Linked DNA regions of Homo sapiens: all the other regions are linked to region 3. Evidence: chromatin contacts called from ENCODE Hi-C or POLR2A ChIA-PET data. All regions are on one chromosome and are shown on one strand. The core of a region is the stretch at or near the end of the contact, and the rest is flanking DNA. Distances in the headings are between cores, read along the strand shown.

The links. Hi-C counts contacts between places; a loop is a spot of excess contacts on that map. ChIA-PET counts read pairs that join two places held with the same protein, here RNA polymerase II (POLR2A). Pooled maps may share reads with other maps.
Region 1: a loop to region 3 is called in a pooled map, with 3 times the contacts of the local background. The contact joins two enhancer-like sites. A Hi-C loop is called at or near these places in 10 of 37 single-sample maps with no recorded cell type and 5 of 50 pooled maps.
Region 2: a pooled map shows a loop between it and region 3 (5-fold over the local background). The contact joins the promoter of DCTN5 here to the enhancer-like site in region 3. A Hi-C loop is called at or near these places in 2 of 50 pooled maps. POLR2A ChIA-PET finds 5 or more read pairs at or near these places in 2 of 52 experiments (H1 and activated B cell).

Annotation. Positions count from the first base shown.
Region 1 is chr16:23,322,791-23,326,466 of GRCh38, reverse strand. All of the region lies in intron 1 of SCNN1B (sodium channel epithelial 1 subunit beta), which reads right to left. Among named protein-coding and RNA genes, the nearest start is that of SCNN1B, 22 kb to the right of the region's middle. Within about 2 kb of position 1,551, at least 11 of the 41 ENCODE cell types and tissues checked have a DNase peak (open chromatin) inside an H3K27ac peak, as active enhancers do.
Region 2 is chr16:23,640,216-23,643,932 of GRCh38, reverse strand. It overlaps DCTN5 (dynactin subunit 5), which reads right to left and starts at 2,467. Exons shown (of 6, transcript NM_032486.4): 1 at 2,343-2,467; 2 at 910-978. The coding sequence starts at 2,390. It overlaps PALB2 (partner and localizer of BRCA2), which reads left to right and starts at 2,623. Exons shown (of 13, transcript NM_024675.4): 1 at 2,623-2,823. The coding sequence starts at 2,776. RefSeq lists an enhancer at 1,405-2,194 and a silencer at 3,322-3,556.
Region 3 is chr16:21,645,473-21,648,953 of GRCh38, reverse strand. The region is part of intron 4 of METTL9 (methyltransferase 9, His-X-His N1(pi)-histidine); the gene reads right to left. It overlaps IGSF6 (immunoglobulin superfamily member 6), which reads left to right. Exons shown (of 6, transcript NM_005849.4): 2 at 1,462-1,821. LOC124903663 (a long non-coding RNA gene) reads right to left here. Exons shown (of 2, transcript XR_007065025.1): 2 at 1,487-2,022. Among named protein-coding and RNA genes, the nearest start is that of IGSF6, 5.4 kb to the left of the region's middle. RefSeq lists an enhancer at 3,229-3,408. Within about 2 kb of position 1,618, at least 8 of the 41 ENCODE cell types and tissues checked have a DNase peak (open chromatin) inside an H3K27ac peak, as active enhancers do.

The DNA.
Region 1 (3,676 bases), core at 302-2,801, 1.7 Mb before region 3:
CAAAACAAAAAACAAAAAAACCATGTGGGTTTATATGCATCTATGTGCATAGGAAAAATAACACAGATGGCATTAACCAGAACGTTTATAATGATTATCTCTGGGTAGCAGGATCTTGAGTTATTTTTAAGAAATTGTTTTAGTTTATCTGTGCTTTGTAACTTTCCTACAATGAACATATATTGCTTGCATCATAAAAGTAATAAATGAGAAGATAATTTTTAATAGCAAAATGGAAAAAAGCTTATAATAGAATGCTGCTTGAAAAAAACCAGGATTCTAAGTATATGAAAAAATCTATTGTTAGGCAAAGATAGTTGTAGGGAAGCAGGAAATACAGACTTAAAAAAAAAAGTTAAGCTTCCAAGAATTTTTTTGTTTTGTTTATTTTAGAGACAAGGTCTTGCTCTGTTGCCCAGGCTGGAGTGCAGTGGTGCAATCATAGCTCACTGCAGCCTCAAACTCCCTGGCTCAAGAGATATTCCCACCTCAGTCTCCCGAGTAGCTAAGTAGCTGAGACTACAGCTGTGTGGCTTTTATTTATATTTATTTATTTATTTATTTATTTATTTATTTATTAGAGACAGGGTCTCACTATGTTGCCCAGGCTGGTCTCAAACTCATGGTCTAAAGAAATCCTTCCGCCTCGACCTCTCAAAGTGTTGAGATTACAGATGTGAGCCTCCATGTCCAGCCTCCTTCCTTGAATTTAGGTACAACCCTGGTGTAAGGATCTGGGGAGATGCTGGATGGGTTGGAATTAAGTTTCTACTATTTGGCAGAACAGGGGTTTGTATAAGAAGTTAAGATCGGATGCGCATTTCAACTTGCATTCTGATATTTGTACCTGTTTTCCAAAATTGTATTACTTTTATAGTTTAAAAAAAAATTCAAAAAAGAGGCTGGGCACGGTGGCTCATACCTGTAATCCCAGCACTTTGGGAGGCTGAAGTGAGCAGATCACTTGAGGTCAAAGGTTTGAGACCAGCCTGGCCAACATGGTGAAATCCCGTCTCTACTGAAAATGCAAAAATTAGCTGGGCATGGTGGTGCAGGAAGGTAATCCCAAAAACTCGGGAGGCTGAGGCAGGAGAGTCACTTGAACCTGGGAGGCGGAGGTTGCAATGAGCTGAGATCGCACCACCGTACTCCAGCCAGGGCGACAAAGTGAGACTCCAGACTCAAAAAAAAGAAAAAGAAAAAAGAAAAATACATAAAAGCAACCAAAAGGGAGAGCGTTCAATCAACTAGAAAAATCTGCCTTGGGTCTCTAGCAGCCTGACAACTCTTTTCATAATTTCTGGACCTGTCCTGCTGGGGATGGAGTGAACCAAAGAGGGATTTCAGAGGAGGTGGCTGCACCAGAGCTTGCATTTCCTGGATGGCTCCTTTCTCCCATACCCTTGTTGACAGAGTCTTATTGCTGTGTTTGCTTTCCTTATTGCCAGAGCACTCAGCTGCACCGGGCTTTACCCTGTATGAGTACAATTACACAGGAAAACACCCTGCCCACCAGGCCCCATGCCAGGAGCCATGTCATTGTGTCCCAATGGACAAAGAGGACTTGGGGGGGTGCCAATGGTGAGCACCTAAGCCCATCCCCAGAAATGGAAGTGGCCACTTGCCCAGGATGGGTGGTGTGTGTTGACAGCCAGCAGGGAAGAGTGTGGTCAGTTTCATCTGCTCCCTCCCTGCCAATGCTGGAGGCAACTTGGAGAGGGTAGTTTCTGCCAAGCCTTGAAAGATGCCAGGGGCGTGTGTGTGTGGGGTGGGGTAGGATGGGTAGAGGTGGAGAAGGGAGGTGGTTGTTCCATTGGGAATAAAATGCGGTATTCCAGAATAGAGTCAGAAAAATAAGGTCAACCTGATAATGTTTGGAGGCTTATGTAGGAGGACAAGCTATAGTTTCTTTTTCTCTGTTTCACTTTGAGAAACAGGAATGATCCTATTATTATTAAAAATGTGCCAGGGGCCAGTGGCTCAGGCCTGTAATTCCAGCACTTTGAGAGGCTGATGTGGGAGGATTGCTTGAAGCCAGGAGTTCCAGACCAGCCTGGGCAATATAGTGAGACCACCATCTCTAAAAGCAACAACAACAAAAAACAAAAGAAATTAGTTGGGTGAAGTGGTGCATGCCTGTGGTCCCAGCTACTTGGGAGGCTGAGGTGAGAGGTTCGCTGGATCCCAGGAGTTCCAGGCTGCAGTGATCTATGACTGTACCGCTGCACTCCACCCTGGACAACAGAGCAAGACCCTGTCTCAAAAAAAAAAAAAAAAAGTGAGCTTTTGAGTTAGACAGACTTGGGTGGCATCTTCATCCCATCTCTTACTGGCTGGGTGGCTGTGTGATCTTGGCAAAATCGCATCACCTCTCTGAGCCTCAGTTGTCTCATTTGCAAATGAGGCCAGCAATAGTACCTCCCTCCTTGCGTTTTTGTTTGGTTTTCAGTGAGGGTTAAAATGCATATAAAGCTCTCAGCATCCTGTTGAATGAAGGTTGGCTACTGTAATTCATTAGGGAGAAAGAAGGATGAAATGTGTAGGTGGTTGCTGAGTTTAGATACTTAATTGCCTTAGAAAGGACTGATGCTGGAAGGGGAATTTCCCAGCTTGGTAAATGAAAGATTCAGTCTTTGGCCTGCACTTCCCTGAGGCTTAGCTGTCTATGTCATGCTCCTGTCAGAAACTTTCAAGGGCTACTGGTGTCTATAGAATAAAGGCCCCTCAACCCTTAGCTGGCTTCTAAGACACCTTGCAACCTGGTCCCAGCCTAGATGTCTCCTTTAATTCCTTGCACTTTCCTTTACAATGGGGTAGTGGTTAAGAAGTTGGGTTCAAACCCCAGTTGGGTCACTTACTCACTGTGTGACCTTGTGGAATTTACTCACCCTCTCTGTGCCCTGGTTTCCCCATCTGTAAAATGAGGGGAAAATAGTACTGAGTTCATTGAGTTGATGTGAAGATTAAATTGTAAATATGAAGCACCTAGCACAGTGTCTGGCATGGAGAGAGATCAGTGCCTATGAGAGGCTTCTTATTTGCATATACCCATGCAACCACATGCTGGAGCCCTTGGGTACCCTGGGAATTCCCACCACCACACTTTCACTCATGCTGTTATTCAGTCCTGGAGTGCAAAACCTTTACCTCTACCCACAAATCCTCTACCTTTTTCTAGGTGCAGCTCCAGTGCCACCTCCTCCAAGAAGTCCTCTGTGAATGGAGGTCATCCTCCCTCCTCCGTAGCCCCAGTTTTTTTTTTTTTATTGAGATGGAGTTTCACTCCTGTCACCCAGGCTGGAGTGCAGTGCTGTGATCTCAGCTCACTGCAACCTCTGCCTCCCAGGTTCAAGTGGTTCTTCTGTCTCAGCCTCCCAAGTAGCTGGGATTACAGGCATGCGCCCATGGTGATGCCGAGCTAATTTTTTTTTTTTTTGTATTTTTAGTAGAGATGGGATTTCACCATGTTGGCCAGGCTGGTCTCGAAACCCTGACCTCAGGTGATCTGCCCACCTCGGCCTCCCAAAGTGCTGGGTTACAGATTACAGGCGTGAGCCACCGTGCCCAGCCCTCAGAATATTTTCTGAGGACCAATAATGTGGATGGAGTTAAGACCACTGAACTGCACACGTAAAAATGATCACAGTGTAAATTTTGCTATACACATGTATTTTCC
Region 2 (3,717 bases), core at 1,218-3,717, 2.0 Mb before region 3:
CCAGATGGCAGGAAAACAACTGTGAACTTCACTGTTTGTCAAGCTCAAATATACCCTGTGATATTTTCTCTTCCAAGTTTATACTCGTCTCTTTGCTATTGTAATTTATTTGGATTACAAGATTCTCAGGCTTTCAGATTCCACTTTGCATATTTGTCTCATACTTTAATATCTTTTCCAATTGTCACATTCGTTTTAAGAGTTTCAGTTAATAGTGAATTATTAATTTTTACTAAAGAGATAATTTTATAAGTATTACTTTAGTTTCTACCTTCAAATATTTCATTACCTGTTACACTTTGTGCCCAGTAGTTTAATGCACACTATATCATAAAATAATGTTGGTTCTAGGTACCACTGTATTTTGTTCCTGGCATAAAAGAAAAAAGGTTTTCTGTTGCCTCTTATTGAACCTTTTTGCATTCAAGAGATCCAACTTAGGCTGGGTGCAGTGGCTCACACCTATAATCCCAGCACTTTGGGAGGCCGAGGTGGGTGGATCACTTGAGGGCAGGAGTTCAAGACCAGCCTGGCCAACATGATGAAACCCTGTCTCTACTAAAAATACAAAATATTAGCCGGGCTTGGTGGCAGCTGCCTGTAATCCCAGCTACTCGGGAGGCTGAGGCAGGAGAACTGGTTGAACCTGGGAGACGGAGGTTGCAGCGACCTGAGATGGGGCCACTGCACTCCAGCCTGGGCGACAGAGTGAGACTGTCTCAAAAAAAACCGAAACAAAAAAAAAACAAAAAGGAGATCCAATTTACAAAATAAAAAATTTAAAAACAAGAGAATTAAAAATGTAAACAATAAATAGGAGATATGGCAACATTTTATCTGCCCTGCTGTGGTGACAATTAGCAGAACGCAAGCTAAGGTTTGCAGCCTGGAGCTGGCTTTGTCCCTTACCTTGCCATTGAGAACGATGTTCTGGCTTCCACACAACACTGACTGGCGACTGACTTTGTTCCCAGATGCCTAAAAGAAAACAACGGAAAACCGGGGAAAGCAAACTTAATAGGTTTCTGGACTACAGGTTTCCATCAAGAAAGCTCCCATTTGAGAGAAAAAAACATAAAGTGGGGTGCTGTCCACAATGGAGTGAGTCCAGGATATCAAAAAAGCAATGATGGATTAGGAAACTATGGCTGAGTATGGTGGCTCATGCCTGTAATCTCAGCACTTTGAGAGGCTGAGGCAGACGGATCCCTTGAGGACAGGAGCTCAAGACCAGCCTAGGCAACATAGTGAGACCCCTTCTCAACAAAAAAAAAATTTTTTAATTAGCCGGGCATGGTGGCGCGTGTCTGTAGTCCCAGCTCCTCAGAAGGCTGAGGCTAGAGGATCGCTTGAGCCTGGAAGGCCGAGGCTGCAATGAGCTGTGATTGTGCCACTGCACTCCAGCCTGGGCAACAGAGTGAGAACCTGTCTCAAAAAATAAAAACACAAAGGAAACTAGGGACTCAAGGAATAAACTCATAATTTGAATGTCTATAGCTTGGTGGCATCAGACAGACGCGGATTCAAATCCCACTTCCACGCGTGGGCTTTACGGCCTTAAAACGAGGATAATGACTATGAGTATCAGAGTTGTGAGAAAGCAAAGAAAACCAAAATAACGATAGTAACGTTAATTGACCACTTGCCCTGTTTCCAAGATTTTACAAACATATCATGTACTGATCATAAAGAACCAAATCGGCAGGGTGCGGTGGCTCACGCCTGTAATGCCAGCACTTTGGGAGGCCGAGGCGGGTCGATCACCTGAGGTCAAGAGTTAGGGACCTGCCTGGCCAACACGGTGAAACCCCGTCTCTACCAAAAAATACAAAAATTAGCCGGGCGTGGTGGCGGGCGCCTGTAATCCCAGCTACTCGAGACGCTGAGGCAGGAGAATCGCTTGAACCCGGGAGGCGGAGGTTGCAGTGAGCAGAGATCGCGCCGCGGCCCTCAGGACTGGGCGACAGAGTCTCCGCCCCCCAACCCCCTTCCTCAAAAAAAAAGAACCGAATCGTTTTTAGCGCAAGTTAACAGATACAAAAGGCAGTGTAAAAGGGCCCGAAGTCCGAGCTGTAATTCGTATGAACAGGATGGGACTTGTCCTATCCTCCCGAAGGCACTTTACCCCTATGAGAAAATCAGGAATAAATACAAAAGGCCTCAACTGGCCAAGCGCGGAGTAAACAGCAAAGCCAGACGGTACACGGGGCATCGCTAGATAATCCGGGACTAATGGCCAAAGGGACAGGGGTTGGTGGGGTAGGGGCAGGTTGGGAACGCCGACCAGGCCTCAAAGGGACGCAGGGTTGGAAAGAGGAGGATACATATCTGGACCCGCGCACCGTCTCGATGTACTCAGACTTGTTGTAGAGCAGCTCGCCCAACTCCATGGCCGCCGCCTCCTTCCCTCAGCCCCGGATCCTGTCAGAGTCAGTCGGTCAGTCTTTCAGAGATTCCGGCTACTTCCGGCCGCTCCTCCACTTCCGCTCCAGGTGGCCCACTGGGACTCATCGACAGCGCGGCTCTCCTTTAGGCGGCCTCGCTCCACTGCTCGGCCGTCTACGGCTGCGCGTGCGCAGGCCGAATGGTGGATTTAATTGGCCGGAGTTTAGGGCGCGCTTGGCCCGCGTGGGTCAGCTGATCGCGCACTGAGGGTGCGATCCCGGGCTCCCCATTCCTTCCTGGGGCGCCTCCCCGGCCCAGGGCCAACTGGGTCCCGGTGTCGGCAGGCCTGGGGTCGGCGACGGCTGCTCTTTTCGTTCTGTCGCCTGCCCGATGGACGAGCCTCCCGGGAAGCCCCTCAGCTGTGAGGAGAAGGAAAAGGTGCCGGGGGTGCGGGAAGGGCGGACGCAGGACTCTGACCCCGCTTTCCCAGGGTTTTAGGCCTGGCTTTGTGTCCTCGGCAGTCCGAGGGCAGCAGTATCATCTGACCACCCCCTCCTCTTAGGGCTGAGGGGGCACAGAAAATGAAAATGTGGAAATAGCGTGGTGCTCACGTGGTGGCGTTTAAAGAACAAATTTCATTACAGTAGCAGCGCATTAATACAATGTGTAACAGTTTGTAGATAAAGCTGTATCGACACCCTTGCTCCTCCCCCCTCCCACACCCTCAATCTTTACTTCTCCCCCCGGACGGCCTCAAGTAAATCTTTTAAGTCTGGTACTTCCAGGTCCTTTCGTGTGTTAATGTGGGTGGTGGAGGAGGGGCGTATCCCTAACCACCAAAAAGGAATCCTATGTATATTTTTTGGAGAAGGGAATGTTCATAAATGGTATGATCTGAATGGTTCTGCAGGTTCCGTTTAGCTTTCCTGTCAGGACATGTTTATCTACCTTGCTTTCTTTTTTAAGTTCTAGACAGTATGTTGTAGTTTGGAAGTGCCCTCGTTTTGTTTCTTTTTTCTTCCTTTTCTGTTTTTCTTCTTTTTTGAGACAGAGTCTCACTCTGCCACCCATGCTGGGGTGCAGTGGCGCGATCTCGGCTCACTGCAACCTCCGCTTCCTGGGATCAAGCGACTCTCCTGCCTCAGCCTCCCGAGTAGCTGGGATTACACGAACCCGCCACTGCACCTGGCCTTGGAAGTGCCCTTGCTTCTTTAGACTGTACTTTACTGATAGACTTTTAGGATGTTTCCAGCTTGTGCTGATGTTATTCTTATCCTGGCTTACCTTCTGGTGGAGGTGAGAAAGATCATTTATAAGTAAACAAGATAATCC
Region 3 (3,481 bases), core at 369-2,868:
ACAAACGCCATGATTCTAACTTTAATTCCTCTGCTGTTATGAATGGGGATCCATAAGAGAAACGCTAAGAGAAAAAAGCCCCTGTCTGAAAATTAAGCATCAGACCACTTGGATGACTTTTCAGTTTCATTTACAGTAGCAAAGGACAAACTCACACAAATAGGACCATTTGGGAATATATGACCAGGCGGAACTCAGACCAAAAACTTGACAAATTCCAATTTGTCTCAACCAATACTATTTTACCTATGGCCTCCCCTGCCGCAAAAGAAGGGTTTAGGGCGGGTCTTTCCATTTGTGCACTCGAGTGGCTTTCCAGCTTCACATGCCTGGGATATAAAGGCCAAGGTGGGGGACTCAATCCTCATAACTTGGAAGAGCACCACATGGTGGACAGTACACTGGAGTGGGTGACTAATCCCAGCTCTGTGAACACCTTGTGGCTAGACGTCCACAACCATCTCTCCAACAGCCATCTGACACTGTGGGAACAGTAGCAGTGGCGGCTGCAGCAGCAATCGCTCCCTTGTATTTAATACTTACTATAGCTTAGGCAGGTAAACACTTCCTAGGCATCATCTTGAACGTCACACTAACTGCATGAGGTCAACAATACTATCCCCATTTTCTAATGAGGAAACTGAGATACTGAGATTATAATGCTGGGAACAGGCAGAGCTAGGATTTGAACTCAAGTCTGTGCTCTTTATCACAATATTGTTAATTAAATAAGATAAATGCTACAAGGGCCTACAAAGCAGCACACACGCCAGGGAGAAACCAAATCTGCTTAGCTATGGCCTGGCGAGCTCATATGGTCCCTGCTCAGTAATCAAAGACATGGTAGGCTAAGCCAGGGCTGCATTTCCACAGGTGTACATGTTGCCTTTTATCATGTTTCCCAAAGGGACACCAGGCTCACAAAGAAACAATTGTGAATGGCCATGAATTCCTGGCGATCTCAACTCCCACAAAGCACAAACATCGCTGCTGCTCATAGGCTCCATCAGCGGCAGCAACGTTCGTCTGGGGACACAGGTTACCACACTGAACACAGCACTCTGGGGAGGCCAGGGTGCGGACAAGAAAGCAGGCAGGAGATTAAGTGATTGGATCGAAGGAAAGCTTGTAAGGAGCAAGAGTCACAGATGGACCCCAAACTTCTGAGTCCAATACGGTGCCACCTCTATGCAGGCCTCCTGCACAGGGACTCTGTTCCCCTGAAGCCTCTCTAGGGCTGGCCTCCAGTGAACAGACATCATGTGACCCAGCAGGTCAAGGTCAGAAAACAGGAGGAGTTGGGGCAAGTGAGGACCACTGGTGTTTATTTTTAGTCTTATTTATATTGGGATTAAGGTAAGAAAAATAACAGAATGGCTGGGTTTCCTACCTCAAAAATATAATAAAAGCACAAAGTGAGGTGGCAGGCCCATTAACCCACTCATCTGCTTCCTCCCACAGGTGCTGTGGGCGCCTGTACTCTCTCTGTCACACAACCGTGGTACCTAGAAGTGGACTACACTCATGAGGCCGTCACCATAAAGTGTACCTTCTCCGCAACCGGATGCCCTTCTGAGCAACCAACATGCCTGTGGTTTCGCTACGGTGCTCACCAGCCTGAGAACCTGTGCTTGGACGGGTGCAAAAGTGAGGCAGACAAGTTCACAGTGAGGGAGGCCCTCAAAGAAAACCAAGTTTCCCTCACTGTAAACAGAGTGACTTCAAATGACAGTGCAATTTACATCTGTGGAATAGCATTCCCCAGTGTGCCGGAAGCGAGAGCTAAACAGACAGGAGGAGGGACCACACTGGTGGTAAGAGGTCAGTCAGCGAGGCTTTATTTCAGTGCATCATTGCATCTTGTTCAGGCCTGTAAAATCATTACCTCACTCACATGTAGAAATCAGGAGATAAATTTGCTAAGTTAATACCCTAGCCAGTGATGGGTGTGATCTGAACACAAGTCACCATGAGGTTTGGACTAAAGAACTACTCCAACTGGCTGGGCGTGGTGGCTCACACCTGTAATCCCAGCACTTTGAGGCTGAGGTGGACGAATCACTTGAGGTCAGGAGTTCAAGACTAGCCTGGCCAACATGGTGAAACCCCATCTCTACTCAAAATACAAAAATTAGCCGCGCATGGTGGCATGCACCTGTAGTCCCAGCTGCTTGGGAGGTTGAGGCAGGAGAATCGCTTGTAACCCAGGAGGCGAAGGTTGCAGTGAACCGAGATCGCACTACTGCACTCCAGTCTGGGCAACAAAGCAAGACTCCATCTCAGAAAAACAAAAGAACTACTCCAATCCATCTCGAACATCCACTAACACAAAGTCAGTGATTTGCTGGGTGCTCTATTCTCCCTACATGGTGATGTTTAACCAACCATGTTCACCTCTTTTGTATATTACAGTGATTTAGTGTAAAGTACCATGTCCAAAGGGAACCTTGTGGTGAGTAACTATCAGCTTTCTCAGGAACTAGTCTGGTAATGCACCACCTAGAACAAAGCACTAGAGAAGTGTAAAAGATCAATAAATTGGACCCACAGAAACTATGCAACATGGAGAATAAGCACAGATTTGGAGAGAAGCTACTCAGGGATCCCTGACCCTTCCCATTCTGCCTGGACATCAGTGAACGGAAAGTGATGACTCTCACTTCCTGAGATTTGATAAAACCCATGACAATTCCTCAGCCGAGCGAGGACATCAAACATAGCTAAATCCTATCAGTAATTTCACCAAGTCATTCCCTTGAGTAAACTGAGATTAAGACATTCCCGAGAAAAAAAAAGGGGGAATTTCAGAGAAAAAGCTTTACATGATTCTGAAGGAAAAAAGAGAACAGCAGCAACTCCTCGCCTTGTTGGGGTCTCTTCCCTTAGGAAGGACCCTGGTATGATGAGCAGAGATTGTTAAAACATGAACTCAAAATCAACCAGCCCTTCGATTTCAAAATAGGACTCTGAGGAAGGGAGACCATCCAGTATTATAACCTGTGCTTTTAAACTACGAGGGTTCTAATGGGCTTTTGATATTCAAATGTCATTTAACCTTAGTTTATTCTCATCTGTCAGCTAAATTATAAATAAGTTAAGGCACTTAAAGCATTTTTAATAGTGCCTGGCATATAGCAAATAACAAATGTTAGCTACTGATATGAAAACACACACAGCTTTAGAGATTTGTATGTCTCACTGCATTAGCCTTCTAAAAACATGTTAGTCAAAGGGAAAAATGGCTTGTAAAAAGATGAAGGTCTCAAAGCTGCAAGGCTTATATAAAGTGAAGTGAAAGTGAAAGGCAGAATTGAAAGTGTTAAGGCAGACATGGCAACTTCCTGTCTCTTCTACAGAACTCCTATTTTCACACTGAAGCTTTTTTATTTTAGTTGTATAGATGTGGTTAATTTGTTAGTTTCACAAATAAAAATGTATGCTGCATAAACTGCATTCACAGGATAAGCATCTATGGGATTTT